Regions from separate parts of the Homo sapiens genome. Here regions 1 and 3 are each linked to region 2. Evidence: chromatin loops called from intact Hi-C (ENCODE). Cell type or tissue: heart left ventricle. All regions are shown on one strand.

Region 1 (8,000 bases), 140 kb after region 2:
TTATCCCCATTTTACAGAGGAAGAAACTGAGGCTCAATGAAGTAAAGTGATTTGTTCAAGGCAGCATAGCTAGGCAGTGGCAGAGCAGAGATCTAAAACCAGGCCTGCCCAATCCCAAAGCCCTTGGTTCTGGGGGCAGCGGGGATGGCCAGTTTTCATGGAACCTGTTTTCTGTCCCCCTGCCACTCCCGCCCCTGGCAGGGCTCCTGGTGCAGCAGATCATCTTCTTCCTGGGAACCACGGCCCTGGCCTTCCTGGTGCTCATGCCTGTGCTCCATGGCAGGAACCTCCTGCTCTTCCGTTCCCTGGAGTCCTCGTGGTGAGTGAAACAAGACATGGAGGGCTCAGGGACTCCTTAGAGGTCCGCTAACAGCGACCACCTCCCCACCCCACTGGCAGGCCCTTCTGGCTGACTTTGGCCCTGGCTGTGATCCTGCAGAACATGGCAGCCCATTGGGTCTTCCTGGAGACTCATGATGGACACCCACAGCTGACCAACCGGTGAGGTGGCATCTGGGCTTGTGGCTCCCTCAGGCCCTCGCCTCTTCTTCGGTGTCTCTCTCTTTTTGTGTCCTCCCTCCACTGCCATCTATCCCTTCTCTCTATCAAGGAACCCAGATGATAGTAGAAAGAGCTTGCCTTACCCATAGAGAAAAGGGACAATGGCTCAGCCCACTCCAAAGTACCTCTCTACATACCCGGCATGGGGCTGGAAGTACCCCCGTGAACCTTTCTTGCTTTGGGAATCGGTACTGCTCTCCCCTGGATCCTCTGTTTCCTTAAAACCATGCCCCTCCCCACTTTGTAGCAAGGGAGTTCCCTGTCAGATGACAAGTCTGTGGGAGAACCTTGGCTCCCAGGGGAACTTGGAATTAGCAGACAGGGGACCCAGAAAAGGGAGGTGGGAGGCATCAGGGTCATAGAAAGACTCAGATGGACCTAGAGTTAAAGCCCAGCTCTGCCACTGAATAGCTGACAGCCTTGGCTAAGTCTCCCAATCTCTCTGGGCCTCAGTTTCCCATCTCCCAGCATGGTGGGTTGAAAGAGAGAAGGCCTTGCCCAGGGTGGGGTGCACAGAAGACATAGCAATAAATGGTAGGCACTCAGTAAATACACAGCAGTTCTGGGCATCCAGGTCTGACACTGACCCTGGGGAGGGAGCTCTGGGGAACGGCCTGCCTCAGCTTTCTTCTCCCATCCTAGGCGAGTGCTCTATGCAGCCACCTTTCTTCTCTTCCCCCTCAATGTGCTGGTGGGTGCCATGGTGGCCACCTGGCGAGTGCTCCTCTCTGCCCTCTACAACGCCATCCACCTTGGCCAGATGGACCTCAGCCTGCTGCCACCGAGAGCCGCCACTCTCGACCCCGGTAAGGTCACTGGGCGGGGCTGGAGGATTGCTCAGGCTACCCAAGCAGTGAGGAAGGCATCTGCCCTGCCCCAGGGCCGTGCCAGCTGATCAGTTCACACCGATGCCTGTAGCTGCATGTGCCACCTGTGTGCCCCTGCGCTGTGCCTCCTGTGGCCCTGCAGCACGTGCAGTGGATGTGGGGTGTTCTAGCAGGTCCACACGTGCCCATGCAGCCAATGTGCCACGTGCTTGGTGTGTCGACATGCTTGGATGCAGGGAGTGCACGTGCACTCCCTGTGTGTGTGTTAGGGGATGTCTGGATGCCTCCAGTGTGGCCCCTGCTCCCCCAGCATTGCCATCCGCCACCCCACCCCAGGCTACTACACGTACCGAAACTTCTTGAAGATTGAAGTCAGCCAGTCGCATCCAGCCATGACAGCCTTCTGCTCCCTGCTCCTGCAAGCGCAGAGCCTCCTACCCAGGACCATGGCAGCCCCCCAGGACAGCCTCAGACCAGGGGAGGAAGACGAAGGTGCGCCCTCCCACTGGGAATGGGGGAATAGAGCCTACCCAGCTTCTTCTAGGAAGGATGTGTGCCCCTCCCCAGCACACAGAGTGAGCGCCAGGAAAATTCTCACTTCCTCTCTTCCTTGGCTGCCTTTGGTCACCCCTCCTGGTCTGATCTCAGGGTGATTTTTTCCATGATATGAACACACACATACACACACCATATGTGTGCACACAGAGAGAATGAAACAGCTGCCTTCCTAAGGGGCTCCGTCACTGCCCCCGCTTCTCCCTTGGGGCAGGGAGTATGACTCCTCCTTTCCTTCTGCCCAGAAGTGTGTGTAGGGAGGGGACACTAAGCCAGCTCCAGACCCTTGTCCCACCCAGCTTCCAGTCCATCCACAGACCTCACCCCCCACTTCCATGTGCTGCCTGCAGGGGACATCCTAAGCCTCACGACCTGCACACGCCTGGGATTTTCAGGCTCTCTGATCAGGTCTGAGGGCCAGGGAGGGTTGGCTGGGTGTTTGCTGAGTGACTCACAGAAAGTCCGTCTCTCTCAGGGATGCAGCTGCTACAGACAAAGGACTCCATGGCCAAGGGAGCTAGGCCCGGGGCCAGCCGCGGCAGGGCTCGCTGGGGTCTGGCCTACACGCTGCTGCACAACCCAACCCTGCAGGTCTTCCGCAAGACGGCCCTGTTGGGTGCCAATGGTGCCCAGCCCTGAGGGCAGGGAAGGTCAACCCACCTGCCCATCTGTGCTGAGGCATGTTCCTGCCTACCATCCTCCTCCCTCCCCGGCTCTCCTCCCAGCATCACACCAGCCATGCAGCCAGCAGGTCCTCCGGATCACTGTGGTTGGGTGGAGGTCTGTCTGCACTGGGAGCCTCAGGAGGGCTCTGCTCCACCCACTTGGCTATGGGAGAGCCAGCAGGGGTTCTGGAGAAAGAAACTGGTGGGTTAGGGCCTTGGTCCAGGAGCCAGTTGAGCCAGGGCAGCCACATCCAGGCGTCTCCCTACCCTGGCTCTGCCATCAGCCTTGAAGGGCCTCGATGAAGCCTTCTCTGGAACCACTCCAGCCCAGCTCCACCTCAGCCTTGGCCTTCACGCTGTGGAAGCAGCCAAGGCACTTCCTCACCCCCTCAGCGCCACGGACCTCTCTGGGGAGTGGCCGGAAAGCTCCCGGGCCTCTGGCCTGCAGGGCAGCCCAAGTCATGACTCAGACCAGGTCCCACACTGAGCTGCCCACACTCGAGAGCCAGATATTTTTGTAGTTTTTATGCCTTTGGCTATTATGAAAGAGGTTAGTGTGTTCCCTGCAATAAACTTGTTCCTGAGAAACTGTCCTCATAGCGGGAGGGGTATGCAGGGAAAACCCCGCCTACACTGTCAGGAACACTGTGCATTGATGGGGATGGGGCTTGGGGTGTTCTGGTCACATGCTGGGCCAGACACTGGGTGGAAGGCAGAACCCATAGCTGCATCCTTTTGGGTGGCAAAGAGACTGGGGACCCTATGATGCCACCCCTGAGCCATGTGAATGCTGGCTTTGGAAGTGGGACTTATTCTGGGTCTTGAAGAAGGGGCAGGATCTGGGGAGGAGAAGCGACTTCAGGAATGCTGGGGAAGCAGTGTGACTCCAGGTGTGGAGGTAGGAAGGGGCGTGTCACATGGGGGGACATAGCGTAGGCTGTCCTGATGGGAGGAGAATGAGAATACGGAGGGGAAAGGAGGGTGGAGACAGACTGGGGTCTTTTCCCTACTGGGGGCTTGGTGGAGGTGGAGGGCGGGGTATATGAATAAAGAACATGCCCTGGGTCCACTGAGGGGCTGGGGGCTACAGAGGGTAGGAAGATGTGGCCACCCTACAGATCTAGGTCAGCAGGGCCTTGAGAAATGCCTGCACAGTTAGTGGAGATCAACAGTCCCCTGCCCCAAGCTCAGGTTCCTGCTACAGCCTCAAATACCTGTAAAGCCAGGGGTGGGGTCAGGGACCTGAAACCCACTTTCAAGGCTGCCCCGAGGAGGCCAAAGAGGGCACACTGTGATCCCACTGCAGCCCGTTGAAAAAGGCTTCCTGACCTTGTTTCAGCAACTAACAGGGTCTCAGGGGAGGAGAATCCAGGTTCCCAGAGAAAGGGGGCCTGTTCACATTGGGGATGGGGGAACATCCAGGAAGGCTTTCTGGAGGTGGTGATGCCAGAGCCCACTCTCAAAGACTGACTTAGCCAAATGAAGAACAGGGAAAGGGTGCCTGGGCGGAGGGAACAGTATAAGCAAAGGTGCAGAGGATGGCACACCATGGAACATTAAGGGAACAATTAAATAGCTGTTCCAAGAAGAGGAAGGAAGGGTGCGCTTGTTGGAGGAGCAGGTCAGAGAGGCTCTAAGTGGGGAATTCAGGCTTTACCTGGAGGGCAGTGGGGACCACGGAAGACCTTAAAGCAGGGGAGCAGCTAGTCCACTCAAGGCACAGCCATTCCCTGTGTTAGGTCTTAGGTCCATGTCCTACTCCAAGAAGCCAAGCCACTCAGCTAGGAATGGAGCCAGGGATGTCCAAGTCAGGCTGGGAATATCAAGCCTTAGGCAATCAGAGTCTATTGGACCATGAAGTAGCACCTAGTCCTACCATGTCATTTGGTTTTTGAGGCAACTGAAGCCCAGACGTGGGCAATGACTTACCCAAGGTGGCCTAGCGCATGGAATTTGGCTCCATCCTGCTGTTTTCCACCAGACGTGAGTCATTTTTTTCAACTTTTATTTTAGATTAGGAGTCATTCTTGATACATGCTGCTGGTGACATCAGCTCAGCAGGAGCTGCAAGTTGATGAGGGGAGAGTGGGCAGGGGGAGGTGCTGTATGTGGACCTGGAGGGAGGGAATGGGGCTGGCCAGCAGCCAAGGCTCACAGCTGCTACCCCAGACTCCTTAGCATCCTGCCTCCACTTTGCTGAGCTCAGCAGTTCTGGGAGCTCTGGAGAAAGGCCACAGAGCCTCTCCCCCAGGCCATTGTCTCTGCATGCAGCATCCTCGATCTTGAAAGGGATGGGATAGAGGCAGTAGGAAGACATATATCCTACCTGGCACAGATAGGAGGTTGTGCAGAGTCTCCAGGTTAGGACCTCATCCTTATGCTCCTCATCTGGAGAGGCTGAAGGTTGCTGTACACACACACACACACATGCACTGGAGAGGCTGAAGGTTGCTGTACACACACACACACGCACCGCTCAGGTTGCTGTACACACACACACACACACACACACACACACACACACACGGCCCAGGCCAGTTACTGATCCACTTGCTCTGTGGGGAAAGATTCCTACAGGGAATCTGCAGTCCTCATTTGGACTTTCCTCTTGGAATACCATTTCTTCTTTGGGAGAAAGATAAGTACGATTTGTTTCCCCCCTGGTTTCTCCCTCAAATATGTAAATATGTTCTCTTATTCCCAGTCTCTCTGGGGCTTTCTCCTCCTCTGTCCTGTGTCCCCTTCTCCTCATCTGTCTCCTCCATCTTGCCCCACCTGTCCCCTCTTTCCTCTTCATTCCTAACATCTCTTCCAGGAGCAGGACAGGGAAGAGGAGCTACCACCCAGGCACTTCCATTTCCTTGCGCCTTTCCAAAATGCCTCTCTTGAAGCCACTGCTGACATCAGGCGCTGCTCAGGGTCGCCAGCCACCCCAGGCTCCTGCCCCCAGCTGTCCTGTGGGATGGTTTGGAGGAAGGGAACATCTGCAGCTCAGCTCACCGCAAGGCCCAGCCCCTGACACAGCATCGGGCCAGCACTCCTGTGCCTCCACAGTCTGTTGGAGTCTCAGAGGCCCCTGCCACTGTGGGCAGGCAGGCTGGCTGCCCTGACTCTTCAGCTCCTGATCCTATCTCCCAGCAGAGGCTCCTAGATCCAGACAAAATTCCAGGCAGACACGGAGGGGCATCAGAAATGCTGTTTATTTCTCTGCTGCTCCCAAGCTGGCTGGCCTTTGCAGAGGAGCAGACAACAGATGCATAGTTGGGGAGAAAGGGAGGACAGGTTCCAGGATAGAGGTTGCAGGCTGAGGGAGGAAGGGTAAGAGGAAGGAAGGCCATCCTGGATCCCCACATTTCAGTCTCAGATGAGGACAAAGGGACTCCCAAGCCCCCAAATCATCAGAAAACAGCAAGGAGCAGGAGGAGCTTGAGCAGGCCCCAGGGAGCCTCAGAGCCATACCAGCCACTGTCTACTTCCCATCCTCCTCTCCCATTCCCTGTCTGCTTCAGACCACCTCCCAGCTAAGCCCCAGCTCCATTCCCCCAATCCTGGCCCTTGCCAGCTTGACAGTCACAGTGCCTGGAATTCCACCACTGAGGCTTCTCCCAGTTGGATTAGGACGTCGCCCCGTTAGCATGCTGCCCCTGAGAGGAGAGCACAGGCAATGCTGTTAGCAGCAATGAGCACCGCAGACAGTGAGTTAGGGGATCAAATTCTATCCTAGTCACTAGTTTGGAGCAGGTCTAGAAGTTGGGGATAGCAGGTGCTCTAGAAGAGATTAGAAGGAGAGGTAGGAAAATGTGAAGTCACCCATGCAGGCCTCAGGAGTTGCCAACCCCAGACCCCTGCAGCACTTAAAGGGGCATTGGTAGGGGCAAGGGGAGGAGTTAGGGAAGCCCTGGGTGGGGCTAGAAGGAGGTGAGGAAGAAGAAGAGGAGGAGGCTTTGGCCCAGCAGGAGCAGGCCTGGGGGCAGCTGCCCAGGGACCCCTTCTGCGACTGCAGCCTCAGGGTTCCCAGCACGGCTGAGGTAGATGATGACCACATTGTCCTCCGGCCCTGATGGCTGCACCTCGTTGTCAACCGTATAGCAGCCCTTTCCCTCAACCGCTTTGCCATGGAACCTGCGCCCCAGTGTGTCCTCACCACCCTCACCGGGCGTGGCCAGTGCCACGTCCACTGAGCTCTCAGCACTGCCCAGCTCATTGGTGGCCAGGCAGCTGTAGGTGCCTTCCTCCAGCTTGCCAAAGTCGGGGATAAGCAGGCTGCCATTGGCAAAGGCCTGGAAGCGCGGCTGGGAGCTGGCCACAGGGGTGCCAGGCAGGGCACGCCCATCAGTGCCCACGTTGGGGCTGGTGATCTCCACAATGCCACTGGGTATCTGGATGTGCCAGTGAAGCTGAGGGGCCGGCTGCCCGTCCACATCACAGTGCAGTGCCAGCACAAAACCAGGCCGCAGCTCGGCACCATCCTGGCTGGGTTGGTAGCTGAGCTGCACTGAGGGCGCCGAGCATGGCAGTGGCGGCAGGCGGCTCAGCGGCGTACCCTTGAGCACATGGGGTGAGGTGCAGGCGATGTTGTCCTGCTCCGGGATGGACACGGCCGTGGTCAGGGCCCATGTCTTGAGCCACACGATGCCGCAGGTGCAGTCGAAGGGGTTCTCGTTGATCTGCAGGTGGGACAGCGCGGTGAGCGGGGTGAAGGTGCCCTCGGCCAATGTGTGCAAGCGGTTGTGGTTGAGTTGCAGCGAGCGCAGAGCACGGAGGCTGCGGAAGGCGTCGCGGGGGATGAAGGTCAGCTCGTTGCTGTCCATCTTGAGCAATTGGAGGGCACTGAGGTTGTGCAGGTCGCTCCAGGCAAAGTCAGAGATGAGATTGTGGCTGAGGTCCAGGCTCTTGAGATGGCTCAGAGAGGCCAGGGCTCCGGCGGCCACCGTGCGGATCTCATTGTGTGCCAGCCACAGCGACTGCAGCAGGGGCACCTCCCTGAAGGCACCCTCCGGCAAGCCTGGCAGCCGGTTGGCTGACAGGCTCAGTGTAGTCACATTGGCCGGGAAGCCAGGCGGCACGGATTCTAGGTCGCGGTAGGCACAGTCGGCGATCTGGAAGCCATACTTTTCCCCACAGTCGCAGGGCTCAGGGCAGGCCTGAGCCAGGCCCAGGAGAAGCGCCCACCAGAGCAGATGCAGCTCCTGCATGGTGCCTCCTGCAGAGAAAGGCATGTCACCCAGGGGATCCCGAGAACCTGCCAAAGGGACTCATTCCTCCCACAAGCCCAGCCAGAGCTCTTTCCCATCAGGAGGCCCTGTCCCACATAACCCAGCTAAATCCCAACACCACCTAGCCCACCGCCCCCATCCTACGGAAGGAGAAACTGAGGCCAAGAGAAGGGCGG
Region 2 (8,000 bases):
GGTCTAGGAAGCCTTCCTGGAGGTGGTGATAGCCTGAGCTCACTCTAGGAGGGTGAGCAGGTGTTACCCGGGGTAGGGGAGAGGGCTCTTGGGCAGAGGAGACACTGTGGCAAAGGCAGGGAGGAGAGAGAGTGTATGATCAGGAACAAAGTCGGTGACTTCCTGGAGGGCAGAGTGCTGGTTGGGGAGTAAGTAGGGGTGTGGCCAATCTCAGGAGCTTGGATTCCATCCTGCAGGCCAGTGAAGGGCCTAAGCTGGAGGGGGTTTGTGGCAAGATGCCTCAGGCCACCAAGATGGACAGAGAAATGAATGGAGGCCCAGAGCAGGGAGCCAGGGACCCTTGCTGGGTGGAGGCAGACCAAGGAGGACTCAGCATGACAGAGTGAAGTGAACAACGAAGAGGAGGGTTGGGGATGGCAGAGCAGGAGGTTGGCAGGGGGCTAGGGTCTTTGGGTGGAGGAGGTGCATGCCTGTAGTGTGGAGGAGGAGGAGGTGGGGGAGGAGGGGGAGGAGTGGGAGAAGTCTGGGGCCTTTTGGTAGAGGTGCATGCCTGGAGTGGGAAGGAGGAAGAGGGGAGAAGGAGGAGGTGGGGGATGAGGAGAGGAGGAGCTGGGGTCTTTGGGTGGAGGAGGCGCAGGTCTGGAGTGGGAAGGAGGGGGAGCTGGGTTGGGGGAGGAGCGTGTTAGGGGTGAGGTACCTGCAGGGCCTCAGGTGCAGGAGGCCAGCAGTGGCTGATGGTGATCAAGCCTGGAGTGAATCCTGGTGGGGGACAGGTGGCAGGACAGCCCTGGTTCCATTGGAGCCTTGGGAAGGGAGCAGATTTTCAGCGTCTGGCAACTGTGGAGTGAGGAGGGGGTTCAAGGACAAGGGGTGGTAGGAGAGGAGCTCTCAGGACTAGCGCAATTGCCAGAGAGGTAGGAGGAAAAGCGGCGAGAGCAGGCTGGCAAGAGGGCTTCAAAAGGAGGACAACCACCTTCCGCTTGAGTCTTGCGGCTTGGATGATGGAGATGAACCCGCCGCTAGAGATGGTCTGAATGGGACACAAAGCAAAACTCACCTTCATAAAAACATTAAAGAACTGGCAAGTGAGTGAGGAATTATGGGGCAGAGATAGGGGCAGGTGGAGACCCATACAGCGGGATACTTCAGAGCAATAAGAAACCATGATGTGGGTGAACCTCACATACATCAAGGTGAGCAAAAGAGCCGTGTGCAAAGCAATGTGTATGTCACGGTGCCCTCTCCATGAAGGTAAAAATAGAAAATTTAGGCCAGAGTGATTCGAGAGGCATGCTCAGGTAGCGACAGTATAAAGAAGCAAAGCAGGTCAGGCACAGTGGCTCACACTTTTTTTTTTTTTTTTTTTTTTTGAGATGGAGTCTCTTTCTATTGCCTAGGCTGGAGTGCAGTGGTGTGATCTTGGCTCACTGTAACCGCCTCCCGGGTTCAGGCAATTCTCCTGCCTCAGCCTCCTGAGTAGCTGGGATTACAGGCGCCTGCCACTATGCCGGGCTAATTTTTTTTGTATTTTTAGTAGAGACGGGGTTTCACCATGTTGGTCAGGCTAGTCTCGAACTCCTGACCTCATGATCCGCCCACCTTGGCCTCCCAAAGTGCTGGGATTACAGGCGTGAACCAACCGGCAGCTTAACCCTTTAATCCCAGCACTTTGGGAGGCTGAGGCAGGCAGGTCACTCCAGGTCAGAAGCTTGAGACCAGCCTGACTAACATGGTGAAACCCCATTTCTACACAAAAGCCCAAAAAATAGCCGGGCGTGGTGGCGGGTGCCTGTAATCCCAGCTACTTGGCAGGCCGAGGCCTGAGAATCACTTGAACCCGGGAGGCGGAGGTTGCAGTGAGCTGAGATTATGCCACTGCACTTCAGCCTGGGTGATAGAGCAAGACTGTGTCCCAAAAATAAAAAAAATAATTAAAAAATAAAAAAATAAAGAAGCAAAGCAAGGACAGAAAGCTGGCAGAGTGATTACATCCAGGAGAGGAGGGGTGTGGCTGGGAGGGGCATGAGGGGCGTGAGGATGCTGGTGATGCTGTTTCCTGACCTGGGTGGTGGTTTCATGGACATTTGCTATATAATAATTTATAATAATTATGTTCTATATGTTCAATGCAATTTTTCTTAAATTGTGAAATGGGTTACATTTCACAATTTAAAAGAATTTTGGAAAAAGGAGAGAAGGCTTAGCAGTTTCCGGATCTGCAGAGGGAGCCTCTTGGTGTGGCCTGGAGGAAGTGACCTTGGCCAGTGCTCTGAATGCTGGGTGCTGTGGGTAAGGTCTGAGGGGACAGTGAGGTTGAGAAGGGTCAAAGGTAGCTAGGAAAACAGGGTCAAGGAGAGGCATAGTGGTGGAGAGAGAGGATTTCCTGGAGACTTAGAAGGTAAGAGGGAGGGATGCATAGGGGAGGTATGGGCTGGAGCAGGGGTAGGAGCGGGGAGGGGCTTCACTCTCCCAGAGAAGGAGGCCTGAGACAGGTTGCTGGGTCTGAGGTAGTGTGGGTGGCAGTCTGGCTAGTGTTGAAGTGGGTGCAGAGGGTGGGTTTGCTGGACCAGGCACACACCCTCTCCTCTGTCCCCTTCCTTGGGCGGCCACCCAATCTCAGGGTTCCCCGGATCCCCAGGATCCATCGCTGGCAGGCCCAGGCCATCTGCATGTGGTTTGCCTTTGCAGTCAGCAGAGGGCAGCCGCCTCCCACAGACACTCAGCTTCAGCCTGTGGTGGGATGAGGCCAACCTGAGTGGCCCACAGCTCATATTGTGGGGAAGGTGTGTGCGGAGCTGTCTCTCTCCCCAGTTCCAGGAGCACATGTCCTTCCTCCAGGTGGTCCAGCCAGCCTTCCAAGACCTCTAGCCCTGGAACCCCCATCTCACAAGTTCTGATATTGGGACCAGAGAGGTGCAGAGATTTGCCTGAAGTCACTCAGTGAATCTTGAACCTGGGGCCTCTATCCTGGGTTAGCTCCAGGGAAGATGTTGGGGCTGAGTGGTGAGGACAGGGGCTTGGGATGAGACCCATCTTGCAGTAACCCCAATTCTTCCCTGCTAGCTGCTAATTCCTTGCTGCCCTGAGACTGTGAGGAAGCCCAAACTAAGTGTATGGGAGAGAGCGAGGCCCACCCAGCCCTGGCTGCTCCCGCCCCTGCCCGTAGGTCGTCCCAGCTGAGGACTTAGACCTGCTGTGCCGTGGCTGAGTTCCTGACCCACAAAGCTATGAGATGTGATAATAAAAGAAAAAATTATCGTTTTAAATGATAACATTTTGGGGTAGTTTGTTATTGCAATAGGTAACTGGAACATCCTCTCTGGCCTCCAGACCCCTCCAATGACTCCCACTGGCCCTCATGGTAAATTTCCAACTTTGAATTTCCACCTCTTTCAGCACAGCTAGACCCCCTTTCAGAATTTAGCCCTGGCCACTCCACCCATGGGCCCAGCCTTCTGGGCCCCTATCTTCAAAGCCTTCCCTACCTCTGCCCAGAAGCTGTTTCTCGCCTACACCAGCCTGGCACTCCTCATCTGCCAAGGGCCACGCACATGCTCCCCCTTCAGCTCCTAAAGACCTTGATGGCAGGGAAGGGCCTCCCTGCCTCCCTGACTTACTCAGGCAAATCCTTTGACCCAGACCCTGCTCCTGCCAGATTTGCCAAACAGAACTCCTGTAGGTGTCCTTTGAATGTCAGAGAGGTCTCTCTTGGCTAATCTAAATTTCCCAATACTTTTAAAGGGAATTAACCACATTTCTTGGCCCGGTGCGGTGGTTCACGCCTGTAATCCCAGCACTTTGGGAGCCGAGGGGGGCGGATCACTCACGGTCAGGAGTTCAAGACCAGCCTAGCCAACACAGTGAAACCCCCTCTCTACTAAAAATACAAAAAGTACACCGGGCACAGTGGCTCATGCCTGTAATCTCAGCACTTTGGGAGGCTAAGGGAGGTGGATCACCTGAGGTCAGCAGTTTGAGACCAGCCTGGCCAACATGGTGAAACCCCATCTCTACTAAAAATACAAAAATTAGCCAGGCATGGTGGTGGATGCCTGTAATCCCAGCTACTTGGGAGGATGAGGTGGGAGAATCGCTTGAACTGGGGGGCAGGCGGGGGTGGGGCGGAGGTTGCACTGAGCTGAGATCGTGCCTCTGAACTCCAGCCTGGGCAACAGAGCAAGACTCCATCTCAAAAATAAATAAATAAATAAAATAAGATAAAATAAAATAAAGCGAATTAACCACATTTCTTTAAAATACAATGGAAAATTCAGCTGGCAAATTGATGCTGGCCTCCTCCAGTTCCAGAGACCAGGGAGCAAAAGCCCAGTTCTGAGGGGCCGTCTCAGGGACAAGTCGGGGAGGATGGAGGTTGTGCCTGAAAATTTGCTGAAAGGGACTAGTGTTTTCCCAGGGGTTGGGGCTCACCATGGCTAAGAAGTCCCCTTACTCCCAGAAACACACGGGCCAATGCCACTGGGACCCTGGCCTCTCAGTTCTTTGCCACTGCCCACCCAGCCAAGCTCCCTTCCCAGCCACTGAAGGACAATAGAACCCACTGGCCATGAGGACAAGCTTCTTTCTTTCCCTCCATTCACTCTGGAACCTCATCACCACCAGAGGGCAGGCGAGGGAGGACTGAGAGCCTCATTGGCTGGGTGGGATATCGAAGCGGCAAGGGCATAGCCCAGTGGGAGAGGCTGCGCTCCTGAGACACAGAGGGCAGGGTTAGGGAGGTGAGGGCAGGGTGGTCTGTGCGATGTGGCATTGCCCTGGGGGTGGGAGCCTGGAGGAGGCAATGGCACTGGTGGGTCCCCTTCTCCACCTGTCACCACCCCAGGGTGGCCCCAGCTTCCCAAACCCCATTTTGGACTCTGGCATATATCTCCCTTCCACCTGCTCCCCAGCAGGGCCTGGCAGCTGCTGTTTGTACCCCTAAGCTCAGCTCTGTTGGGGGTGGGGAGACCCTGCACTCAGAGAGTTCCCGGTGGGAGGCAGGCCTTGTGTGGGACATGGCTCACACCCTAGGAGTGCAAGTCAAGGCCAGGGGTAGGGTTGGGGAGGGGATCCTGCAGGGGAGGGGTGGAGCTGGGCCTTTGAGGTGCAGGTGAGATTTGACTGGATTGGGTGGGACTTCAGAGGTGGGGAACACTGAGGGAAGGTGTGGAGGCCCATGTGGGCTGGGCTCTTTGGAGGCAGCAAAGTACACAGGTCTGTCTGGCTAGAGAGCTGGAGCAGGCCCACCTGTTTGCACCAGCCAGGCCCGGAAGCTCTGCTTCTGAACAGAGCGCAGTGGGGAGTCACAGGAGTTTCTAGAACCAGGGCCCTGCTCACCCCAGGTCTCTGCTCCTGGTTCCCCTCGAATGTCATCTGGGCCTCCCAACCACAACAAATCTGTGCAAATTGCTGTTTAAAACAGACTTCCTGCTCCACAGAAGCTGCCCTCCCAGGGAGGGGAGGCAGTTGCTTCTTTGTTCAGCCCAAGGTTATGGCAAAGAAACAAAAGGAGTGAATTTTCCCTTTCTTCTGTTCTTTCTTTCCCTTCCTGCTGCAGCAGAGATGATGCCTAGAAAGCTTTTGTGCTTGGCTTGGTGAAGCTTGGAGGGGTGGCAGGGCCTTGGCCGGCAGCTGACCTCAGCCCCTGTCTAATTGGCCCCTGCAGGAGCCAGGTGCTAATTGGGCCTGGCTGGGACAATGGAGACCGGCTGGGCTGGGGTGGGGGCGGGGCTTCCTGGAAGATGCTGGCTTCCCATTCCTACTTCCCCTCCTAGGCTTTTCTGAACGCTGCCTGACCCTCAAGGCTCCATTCTGGGCCCTCCTCCTCCAGGAAGACCCCCGGGCTATCCCAAGACAGGCCATCAGTCATGACTCCTTGGGTATTGGGCCAGAGTCCAGCCTCTGCTGACAGCAGATTGGGGCCAGCCCTTGCTCTCAGCCCAGGTGAGTACAGGGCTGGGCATTCAGCAGGTGGTGAGGGGCAGGCCCCAGTCCTGGTCTCACAGGCCCTGTTCACTCTTCCTCAAAGAACCCTTCCCCACTGGTCACCTCCTGCCAGAATCCTCCCTGGTTAGAGCTTTGCTGCCTCAGGAATGCCCCACATTGGGTGGGGGAAGAGCCCTGGCTGGAACCCAGAACCTTGGGTTCTGATCCAGCCTCTGCCCACAGCTGTCGAACGACCCGAAGCGAGGCCCTTGCCCACTCCGTGCCTGCTCATCTGCACCCTGTGGGGAATGACCCTTGTTGGGGTTGTCCTCTGGGATTCTTGCCAAAGGGGAAGAAGAAATGCTTTGGCAACTGGGGCCCAAACCAGAAGGGTTAGCACTTACTGGGGCGGCCCCAGCCCCCAGTCTGAGCTGCTGCTTCCACTGGATGCCCCATCTGCCACACCCACTCCTCCTCACAGCTCGGCACCACACATGCACTACCAGCAAGCCTTCCCAGGCTAGCCCAGGCTCAGCCACTTTCTAGGATCCAAGGCTGGACCTCCAAGACACCAGAGGTAGGGCCCAGACTAGCAGGAGGCAATGATCACTTCAAGGGATTTTCCCAGAAGCCCTTCTGTCCTCCCTCTCTGGATTACTGTGTGGGCTCAGGTGGCCTAGGCTGGAGCCAGGGGCCTTGCAAAAGATTCCTGTGACCACGGGCATCTAAGGGCCAAAGCCCTGGTCCTCTCCACCCTGCCTCCCACTTAAGAGGCTCTGGGAACACCTCTACTGGTTGCTGGGCAACACACCCCAACACACCTGCTGCTAGGCGAGCCAACCCATCTTCCCAGAACCAGTGGGCGAGGGGGCGACTTACAGAGAAGCTGTCAATGAGGCCTGGGGCAGCCTTGGGGGCTGGAGGGGATGGGGGCCCTGGCTCCCCCATCTTTACTGCTAGCAGTCCTGTTCCCCAGGATGGGTCCCCAGGGACTGTTGCTACAACAAGTGCCTGCCTGGTGACCAAGCCCAGCCCTGAGCTGGAAGCAGGCAGGCCCATGGGGCCACTTCCCCTTTGTTCCAGGGTGGGGGGTGTCTGGGTGGGGTGGCTGAAATCATGCAAGGTTCACTCCTTGGCCACAGAATTGTATGGAGACAGCAGGGCCGGGGAGGGCTGTGGGGCCCTTCAGGGCTCCGGCCTTCTGACTCCCCTGGCCCAGGCTCAGAGTCCCTCCTCCCTCACCTGCCCTTGGCTACACCTTGGTTCCTGCCTCCCCCTCAACTCCCTCCGCTCTTCTCCACTTTCTCTGCCTCCTGGTTACCCCCATACCCTGTCTCCCCTTTCTCTCCCACTGAGCCTCACCCTCTGTCCCTGAGTCTCCTCCTCCCCCTCCCCCTTAGTCTCTCTGCTCCCTGATTCCCCCTTGTCCCCTCAGGAGTCCTCCCCACCCCGCAGCAGCACAAGCTGGGCTCACTCTCCTCCCTGCAGCTGCAGTGTGGCTTAGGGCCCCACGCCTGGTCCCTGGGGACTTCCTCTGGCTGCTTTCCTGATGCTCTGGACAAATTCCTTTCTCTTTAGTTCAGCGGAGACATGGGTGGATGTTTTTGAAAGAAACTCACTGGGAAGCAAAAAAAAAAAAAAAAAAAAAAACAAACCCAAACAAGCCAGCCCGCCACCTAGAAACGGCCCTGGTCATGAAGGCAGAATGTCTGATATAACTGGCTTCAGCCTGGGTTGCGGAGACCCCCTCCTGGGGCATGGAGGGGCCTGCCTGCCTTTCCCCAGCTGAACTGGGTTCAGCCTGTCTGTCCCAGACAAGCTTGGTCCCAAAGGCTTTCATGATAGGGCCCTCCACCTGGACCTAGCAAGATGCTGACCAGCACTGGGACTTCATAAATATTTGTTTACTTGTTTAATGAATGAATAGATGACTTACAGTGTTCTTTGGGGCCTCAATGGTGGCACAATAATAATCCCTGACTGGACAAGCCAAGACAGTCACCTCTACCCGTTTCAAAATCTCCACCCCTGCTGCTGGGTGCCCAGCTCAGCACTCTGCACAGGGTTGGGGGGCCTCT
Region 3 (8,000 bases), 340 kb after region 2:
TTGACTGCCCCACAGACACCTCAAGCTTACAGTAGTAAAAAAAAAAAAAAAAGTTGCCATCCCTCCCTTCCCACCCCCGTGTGTCCTCTCTAGTGAATGCCACACTCATCCATTCAGGAGCCTGACTCCTCCCCACTCCCGCCCCCTCTCATATCATTGCACACATCGAGGCAGCCCCGAGCCTGGTGCTTGCACTTCTCTAGTGCCCTGTTGTGGCTCAGTACAGTTGATAGAGGCATGCCTCCCTCAGTGGATCTTGGCTTCACAGCTCCCCTCCACCCTCGCCAGAGCTGCATCATTCCTTGGCTGTATTTTGAAACAATGTCTTCCTTGGTCTCCATCCCTCCCCTCAGCCCCCTATAATCCAGCATCCACAGCAGCCAGGAGGATCTTGCCTTAAAGCAAGTCTGCTGTATCACCTCCCTGCTCAAACTCCTCCCTGGGGCTCTTTGTTGCCTCAGAATAAATCAAAGTAAGCAGAAACACCCCACCTCTGACCCCTCAGCTGTCTCCAGTCCTCAGCCGACATGTGAGGGTCCAGCTAAATGGAACTCTGGTTCCTCGCAGCTCCACGAACATGCCAGGTTTTCTTGTCTGGGGTTTTGCACATGCTGTTCCTGTTGCTGGAAGGGTCCTCCTCCACCTGAGGACTCCCTCCTGCTGGCACCACCCTCCTCTGCTGGGGGCTCACCACAGGCCTTGCTTCTGTCTTGGCACTTACCACAGCTGAAAGGTCATTGCCCTCTGCCTGTGTTCCCAGGCTAGGAGTGTCTCAAGGGCGGTGTGGTGCCTCCATGTCCATGCACGGCCACACAGTCTGCCCAAAGAAGGTGCTCAGGAAAGGTTTGTTGAATTAATTACATTTCTCCTCACACTGTCCTCCAGCTGGAGATCAACGATGTGACCAGGGCCTGGGGGCTGGAGGTAGACCGCGTGGAGCTGGCAGTGGAGGCCGTGCTCCAGCCGCCCCAGGACAGCCCAGCTGGGCCCAACCTGGACAGCACCCTCCAGCAGCTGGCCCTGCACTTCCTGGGAGGAAGCATGAACTCAATGGCAGGAGGTGCCCCGTCCCCGGGGCCAGGTGAGGAGCCCTGGGGAGGAGAGCGGGGGTGTTTACCAGCTTGGTGCCAGCACAGACTTTGCTCACTATCCCAGCAGCTCTGTGCAGTACACACCCTGCACAGATGTTCAGCCCACACTGACCACAGCCAAGGCAGTGAGAGGAGGCCAGGTGTCTGAGTGTGTAGAGGCCATTGGCAGCCTCCATGGGAGGAGGCGACATCACCAGAAGGGCAGCTGGAAAGAATTTTATATCTGAGGCTGGAGTAGTTTAGAAACTGAGTTTGCAGTTTAGGCTGAAAACTCAGGGGCACCTTTCTGGTAGAGGAGGAAGTTGAACAGAGGCCTGAAGGGGATCTAAGAGGAAACTGCCACAAAAGGTGCAGAGGCCACAGTGAGTGGTCCTGACCTTGGCAACACGATGACCTCCTCTCTGCCTCCTTCCCCAACCCTGTTGGCCACCCCCAGCAGACACCGTGGAGATGGTGAGTGAAGTTGAGCCACCTGCCCCTCAAGTTGGTGCCAGGTCCAGTCCGAAGCAGCCTCTGGCGGAGGGGCTACTGACTGCTCTACAGCCCTTCCTGTCTGAGGCCCTGGTCAGCCAAGTCGGGGCCTGCTACCAGTTCAATGTCGTCCTGCCCAGCGGCACCCAAAGCGCCTACTTCCTGGACCTCACTACAGGTGCCGCTGCCCTCCTTGCCTCTCCTTCCCATCCAGCTTGCTAGGTTTCTTGTTACCTACCCCAGTGGTGCTCTCGTAGACTGCCCCCTGCTCCTGCCAATAATTTGGGGTGAACCCATGGCAGGCAGGGGCTCAGACACCATTTCCAGGCATTAACTATGCCCTGGTCTCCCCGCCATCCGCAGGACAATGCAGCCAGGCTTCCAATACCAAGAGGCCTGCCCGTGTTACAGGCCTGCTGCCTGTCAGGCTCTGTGCCAAGTACTTTTTGTACATTATCTCACCCACTTCTCACCATGAGCCTATGCTTTAGGAATTGTCATCTCTAAAGGAATTATCATCACAGATTTGGAAACTGAGGATCCAAGAGTTCACACAGCCAATAAGACTCAAACCCAGGGTATTAGAACCCAAACTCTTAACCAGTACTCTCCTCCCAATGGGAAATACCAGCCCCTCCCACCCCCATAGATCTCCTTCACGTTCCTCCATTCCCCTACTGACACTCGGTTTTCTTTTGCCCCACAGGACGAGGAAGAGTGGGACACGGGGTGCCTGATGGCATCCCTGATGTGGTGGTGGAGATGGCCGAGGCAGACCTGCGGGCCCTGCTATGCAGAGAGCTGCGGCCCCTGGGGGCCTACATGAGTGGACGGCTGAAGGTGAAGGGCGACCTGGCTATGGCCATGAAGCTGGAGGCTGTCCTCAGGGCCTTGAAGTAGCAGCCTTGGCTGACTTTCCAGAGCCCAGTCCCAAGCCTGGCACCAAGCCTGAGGGGCCTCTTGGAGGAGGAGGTGTTCATCTGCACCACAGAGAGTTGAGGCCCTAACAAATTTCAGGCCCAGCCAAGAGCCCATGAATGGAGGCTGCAGGAGGCTGAGTCCGGCTGCCATGCACGTCTCCCCTACAGTGGTTCTCTGGACAAGGCTTTGTCCATCCCGGTCCCCAGCTGAGTGCCCAGCGCTGAGCTGGGTGCACGGTGTGATTCCAGGAGGAGAGCCAGGCCTGCCCTGCCCTGCTGGCTTCCTGACTGGAGAGACAGGACCCACAGAAACAGCCTGACAGCAGCTGGTTTGGTCCTTGTGTGAGGGACCAAGCATGTGGCCCAGGCTCTAAGCTCTGCGGGGATTGGAGAGGGATGGGGAGGGAAGGGAAGGCAGCTCCAAGAAGAGGTCCCTGTGGCGAAGTTACCTGGGGATCCTGGCTGGCCCACCTTCCTGGCTGCAGTCCAGGCCCGTGCTGGCGGGATTGGGCATGGGAAGGAGCAGGGCCTGCTGCTTCCCTGGCGCTGCTCCCAAAGATTTCTGACTCATCTGCCAGCTCTGTCCTGCATGCCTGGCGAGCTGGGGCCCAGGGCAGCATGAAGGAGAGCCCTGCGTTCTGTGCTTCTTACCAGAGGTTTGCAAGCCTCAGACAAATAAATGTGGTGTTTACAATGTATAAAAGAGAAGAAGCCAAGCGGGGCTCCTGGGGGCATGGGGTGGGCTAGGAGGGTCCACAAGGTCCATGCTGCCAGCCCAGGCAGGGATTGACATCCTGGTGGCTGACACAGACAGACCCTCACAATATTTGAAGCTCCTTCTCCTGAGTGTCTCAAAGCCCCTGGAAGCAAGGGTGGGGCTGGGTGGGGAGTTCTGTTCCTCTTTGTAGTGGGATACAGGTTCACCAGGAAAGGAAGGCATGAGTGTGCCAGAGTGTCCTGCAAACACTGAGGGGCAGGTGGGGTGGTCATATCCCATTCAAGAGAGGAGTTGGGGCCACCGTCAGCTTCCCCTCCTGGTACACTCTGTCACTGCTTCTCCGCTCGCTGACGGGAAGGAAACAGTCATTGAGGTCTGGCCCCAGGCCCAGCCCAGCCCTGCTTTCTGCTCCAGTACTCTCGCCCAAACCCCAGGGGCCCCAGAGAAGGGGGCCTCTGACTTCTTGAGTCCTAAGAAAGGAATCTTACTCCTTGGAGAGACTTCTGGGAAAAACAAAACCACAAAAATCAAAGCCTCCCCTTAAGAACAGCCCCCAGCCTGTCCTGTGGCACCGCAACTTCCCTCTCCCCCAAGGGGTCTCTGCCCTTCCTGGGTGCCTGGCTCTGTCTTGTTTGCTGTCTGTCCCTGCCTTTGCCAGACACTGCCTTGTCCCGCCTCCTGGAGGTCCTCCACATTGCCTGAGGCACCTCCCTAAAGCCCAGCACAGACCCCTCTGTCACTGCCATGGCCATTGAGGTTCAGGTTTCCAGGGCCCCTTCCTAGAGTCCCAGGCTGCTGCACCTGCTGTTGCCCCTTTGCCTACTTGGAGGCCTCTCATGGGCCCTCCCAGGGCTTTCTAGCTGAGGCTGTCTGTTCCAAAGCCTGCCCTCCAATCCCCGCAGCCACACTGTGGCCACCCTTTGAGGCCCAGTGAGACTTGTCCTCTGTGCCCTTGCCTGGCTCTCTGCACCCATTCCACATTGTGTGTTTCTGCTCCTTGCATATATGGCTGCCCTCCCTGCTGGACTGGGAGCTTCCTGCATCAGCATTCACCTGTGGATTCCTTCCATTGCTATTACACAGTATATGAAGGGCTGCCCAGGAAACCCCAGGCATCTTCACCATGAAAGCTGGCACGGCCCCTTGGCTGGGGTAGGGCTGGAGGGTAGGGAAGACAGGAAAAATGAGATCACAACTTAGGGGAAACCCAAACTCTTCTTTGTGAGCATGGGAAGATCAACATAACGTTTAGGGGAAACCGAAACTTTTCTGGATGTCTGTGTAGGTGGAGAGTAAGGCCTGCCCCTGCCATGAATCCCCACCCTGTGGAGGGGAGCTCGATCCTTGGCCAGCACTCCAGGACTACAGAGGACTGAGCAGACCCTGCAGTCCACAGGGGAGGAAGGACAAGGGCCACCTAAAGGGTCGGTGTGAAGAGGGAGGAGGAGGGTGTGTGTCAATCAGAGAAGGCTTTCCTGAGGAGGTGATGTCCTCCACATCCCAGCTACCAAGTAGGTGGACAATAAGAAGAGATGGGGAAAATCATTCAGCAGAGGAGAAGTCCCTGCAAGGGCACAGCTGGAAGAGGCAGTCAGGCAACTGGGCTTCGGGGAACTAGAACCTGAAGTACCAGACAGGTTGTGTGCGGGCATTTGAGGGGCAGGGTATAGAAATAGTAACCATTACTGTGTGCCAAATATGTCCTTATACCGGACTAGACACTTCTTATTATATTTTTCTTCAAGATAACCTGGTGAATAATGATAATAGTTTAAGTATCCTAGTTAATATATTAATATATAATGTGTTATTTTGATGTTATTGAAAAGTATTTTATTTTTTTTTGAAACAAGAGTCTTACTCTGTTGCCCATGTTAGAGTACAGTACAATCTCAGCTCACTGCAACCTCTACCTCCCGGATTCAAGTGATTCTCCTGCCTCAGACACCTGAGTAGCCAGGATTATAGGCGCATACCACCACACCTGGTTAATTTTTGTATTTTTAGTAGAGATGGGATTTCACCATGTTGACCAGGCTGGTCTCGAACTCCTGACCTCAAGTGATCTGCCTGCCTAGGCCTCCCAAAGTGCTGGGATTATAGGTGTGAGCCACCGCACCTGGCCTTATTTTTAAGCATTTAAAAAAAATTTTTTAGACCGTCTTGCTCTATCACCCAGGCTGGAGTGCAGTGGCATGATCATAGCTCACTGTAGCCTTGAACTCTGGGGCTCAAACGATCCTCTTGCCTCAGCTTCCTGAGTAGCTGGGACCACAGGTTGTGCCACCACAACCGGCTAATTTTTAAAATCTCTTTTGTAGAGATAAGGATGTCTCCCCATGTTGCTCAGGCTGGTCTTGAACTCCTGGGCTCGCAGGATCCTCCCACCACAGCCTCCCAAAGTGCTGGGATTACAGGTGTGAGCCACTGTACCCAGCCAATATTTAAATTTTGGTTGGCTAAACATTTAAAAAGATAGGAAAGCATATTATGAAAATTCTCCCTCCACACATATTTCCCATGCCTTCCCCCATCCCCTGCGATTAGTTTCTTGGTAATTCTTCCTGAAGGTTTTGTTTTTTAAAAAAAAATATATGCAAGAAAATCCAAATATGTATCTTCTGGGTTTTTGTTGTTCCTGTTTTTATACAAATGGCAACATAGAAACACAATGTTGCCTTTTTCACTTAACATTACCCACTGAGGATCTTTCCATGTTACCACAGACAGCCTTTCCCTGTGCTTTCTTGTACTTACATAGGATTCCACAGTATGGATGTATCATAAATTATTCAACCTGTCGTGGACCGATAGACATTTTGATTATTTCTTGTGTTTTGCTATTTTAAATACTTTTGCAATGAATAACCTTTAACATGTGCTATTTGTGGTAGAGTTTATCTATAAGATAAAATCCTAGAAGTGGAATTGCTAAATCAAAGCATTTATAATTTAGTAAATATTGCCAGAATACCTTCTCTGGGGATTATACCAATTTACACTCCCATTGTCAGTGGTGTTTTTTTCTCATAGTCATGTCAATACACTGTGTTATTAAACTTTTGGGTCTTTTGACATTCTGGAAAGTGAAAATTTGTATCTCAGTGTAATTTTTTTGTTTATTGTTCAAGTTATTTTTTTGTTTTTTGTTTGTTTGTTTTGAGACAGGGTCTCACTCTGTCTCCCAGGCTGGAGTGCAGTGCAGTGATTGTGGCTCACTGCAGCCTCAACCTCCCAGGCTTAAAGGATCACCATGCCTGGCTTTTTTTTTTTTTTTTTTTTTGTAGAGACAGGGCCTTCTCAAGCTGGTCTCTAACTCCTGGCCTCAAGTGATCCTCCCACCTGGCCCTGGCCCGCTAACTGCTAGGATTACAGGCATGAGCCATCTAGCCCAGCCTGTTTATTGTCCAATTGTTTATTGCTTTGTAAGTCTTGGATTTCTAGCTCCAGCAAAGAACAGGGTTTGGTTTGGTTTGGTTTCTCTTCCCCTAGCATTTACATATTTTTTAAAGGTGTAATTTACATACAACAAACACCCTTTTAAAATGTATTATTTGGCTGGCTTGCGCCTCTAATCCCAGCACTTTGGGAGGCCGAGGCAGGTGGATCACCTGAGGTCAGGAGTTTGAGACCAGCCTGACCGATATGGTGAAACCCCATCTCTACTAAAAATACAAAATTTAGCCAGGCATGGTGGTACACGGCTGTAGTCCCAGCTACTCGGGAGGCTGAGACAGGAGAATTGCTTGAACCCAGGAGGTGGAAGTTGCAGTGAGTTGAGATCATGCCACTGCACTTTAGCCTGGGCAACAGAGTGAGACTCCATCTCAAAATTAAATAAATAAAGATAAAATAAAAAGTGTCATCTGAGGTGCTTTGACAAATGTGAACACCTGAGTAACCACCACCCCCTACAATCAAATACAAAACATTCCCATCCACTCACAAAGTTCTCCACGTCACTTCCCGTCAGTGCTTGCCACCTCCAGCTTTGAGCAGCCACTGACCTTTCCATAACCGCTGATCACATTTCACTTTTCTAGCATTTCATATGAATGAAATGAGTGCACAGTACTCTTCTGTGTCTAGCTTTTTCCCCCTCACTGTAATGGTTTTGAGAGTAATACATGTTATTCTGTGTATCTGTAGTTTGTTGTATTGCCAACACATTCCATTGTCTAGATAGAGGCACAATGTATTCATTCATCCATTGATGAACATTTGAGTAGTTTTCAGGTTTGGTTATTAAATAAAGCTCCTCCAGACATCTGTGTACAAGTCTTTGTTTGGACATATATTTTCATCTGGGTAAATACCTAGAATTGCTGGATTGAAAAACTGTCAAACATTTCCAAAGTGGTCCTGTCAACATGCGGTATAGTCAGTCTTTTAAACTTTAGCCACTCTAACAGGTGTGACTGACAATGTTGAGCCACTTTTAATTTGCTTATTGGGCACGTGTCTTCTTTTGTGAACTATCTGTTCAATATTTTGCTTATTTAAGAAATGGGCTATTAATATTGTTGAGCTTTAAAAGTTCTTAGTATAGCTGGATGCAGTGACACATGCCTATATTCCCAGGTACTTGGGAGGCTAAGGGAGGATCAGTTGAGCCCAGAAGTTCGAGGCCAGCCTGGACAACACAGCAAGACCTGATCTCTTAAAAGAAGAAGAAAGAAAGAAAAAAGAGAGAGAGAGACTCTCCATACGTTGCCTAGGCTGAGTGCAGAGGCACAATCCTGGCTCACTGCAGCCTCAACCTCCTGGGCTCAAGCAATCCTCCCCACTCAGCCTCCCAAG

Evidence for each region. Hi-C counts contacts between places; a loop is a spot of excess contacts. Peaks named below come from ENCODE experiments on the same cell type or tissue, not always from the same donor. Only the 100,000 strongest peaks of a DNase experiment are listed, where the experiment ranks them.
Region 1: a loop joins it to region 2, with 5 times the contacts of the local background. A loop is called at or near these places in 6 of 110 quality-filtered maps.
Region 3: a loop joins it to region 2, with 4 times the contacts of the local background. A loop is called at or near these places in 72 of 110 quality-filtered maps.

Annotation. Positions count from the first base shown.
Region 1 is chr15:74,174,662-74,182,661 of GRCh38, reverse strand. ISLR (immunoglobulin superfamily containing leucine rich repeat) reads right to left here. Exons shown (of 2, transcript NM_005545.4): 2 at 5,791-7,811. The coding sequence starts at 7,803. The coding sequence ends at 6,517. It overlaps STRA6 (signaling receptor and transporter of retinol STRA6), which reads left to right. Exons shown (of 19, transcript NM_022369.4): 15 at 202-319; 16 at 400-501; 17 at 1,204-1,367; 18 at 1,725-1,880; 19 at 2,419-3,196. The coding sequence ends at 2,582. Among named protein-coding and RNA genes, the nearest start is that of ISLR, 5.0 kb to the right of the region's middle. RefSeq lists enhancers at 990-1,526, 3,541-3,710, 5,618-6,134, 7,242-8,000. In heart left ventricle, no CTCF peak of the experiment used is centred here; DNase peaks (open chromatin) are centred at 2,178, 2,491, 3,001, 6,891 and 1 weaker place; H3K4me3 peaks cover 2,407 bases; H3K27ac peaks cover 3,042 bases.
Region 2 is chr15:74,317,460-74,325,459 of GRCh38, reverse strand. All of the region lies in intron 11 of CCDC33 (coiled-coil domain containing 33), which reads right to left. CCDC33-AS1 (CCDC33 antisense RNA 1) reads left to right here and starts at 5,768. Exons shown (of 2, transcript XR_007064711.1): 1 at 5,768-5,940. RefSeq lists a silencer at 2,603-2,722 and an enhancer at 5,424-6,334. In heart left ventricle, CTCF peaks have their summits at 2,497, 2,697 (motif pointing right) and 4,616 (motif pointing right); DNase peaks (open chromatin) are centred at 2,689, 4,631, 6,940 and 7,439; H3K27ac peaks cover 3,012 bases.
Region 3 is chr15:73,978,399-73,986,398 of GRCh38, reverse strand. STOML1 (stomatin like 1) reads left to right here. Exons shown (of 7, transcript NM_004809.5): 5 at 886-1,081; 6 at 1,528-1,740; 7 at 2,269-7,473. The coding sequence ends at 2,462. Among named protein-coding and RNA genes, the nearest start is that of STOML1, 9.9 kb to the left of the region's middle. RefSeq lists an enhancer at 4,378-4,567. In heart left ventricle, no CTCF peak of the experiment used is centred here; DNase peaks (open chromatin) are centred at 2,498, 2,978, 3,598, 4,038 and 2 weaker places; H3K4me3 peaks cover 620 bases; H3K27ac peaks cover 4,785 bases.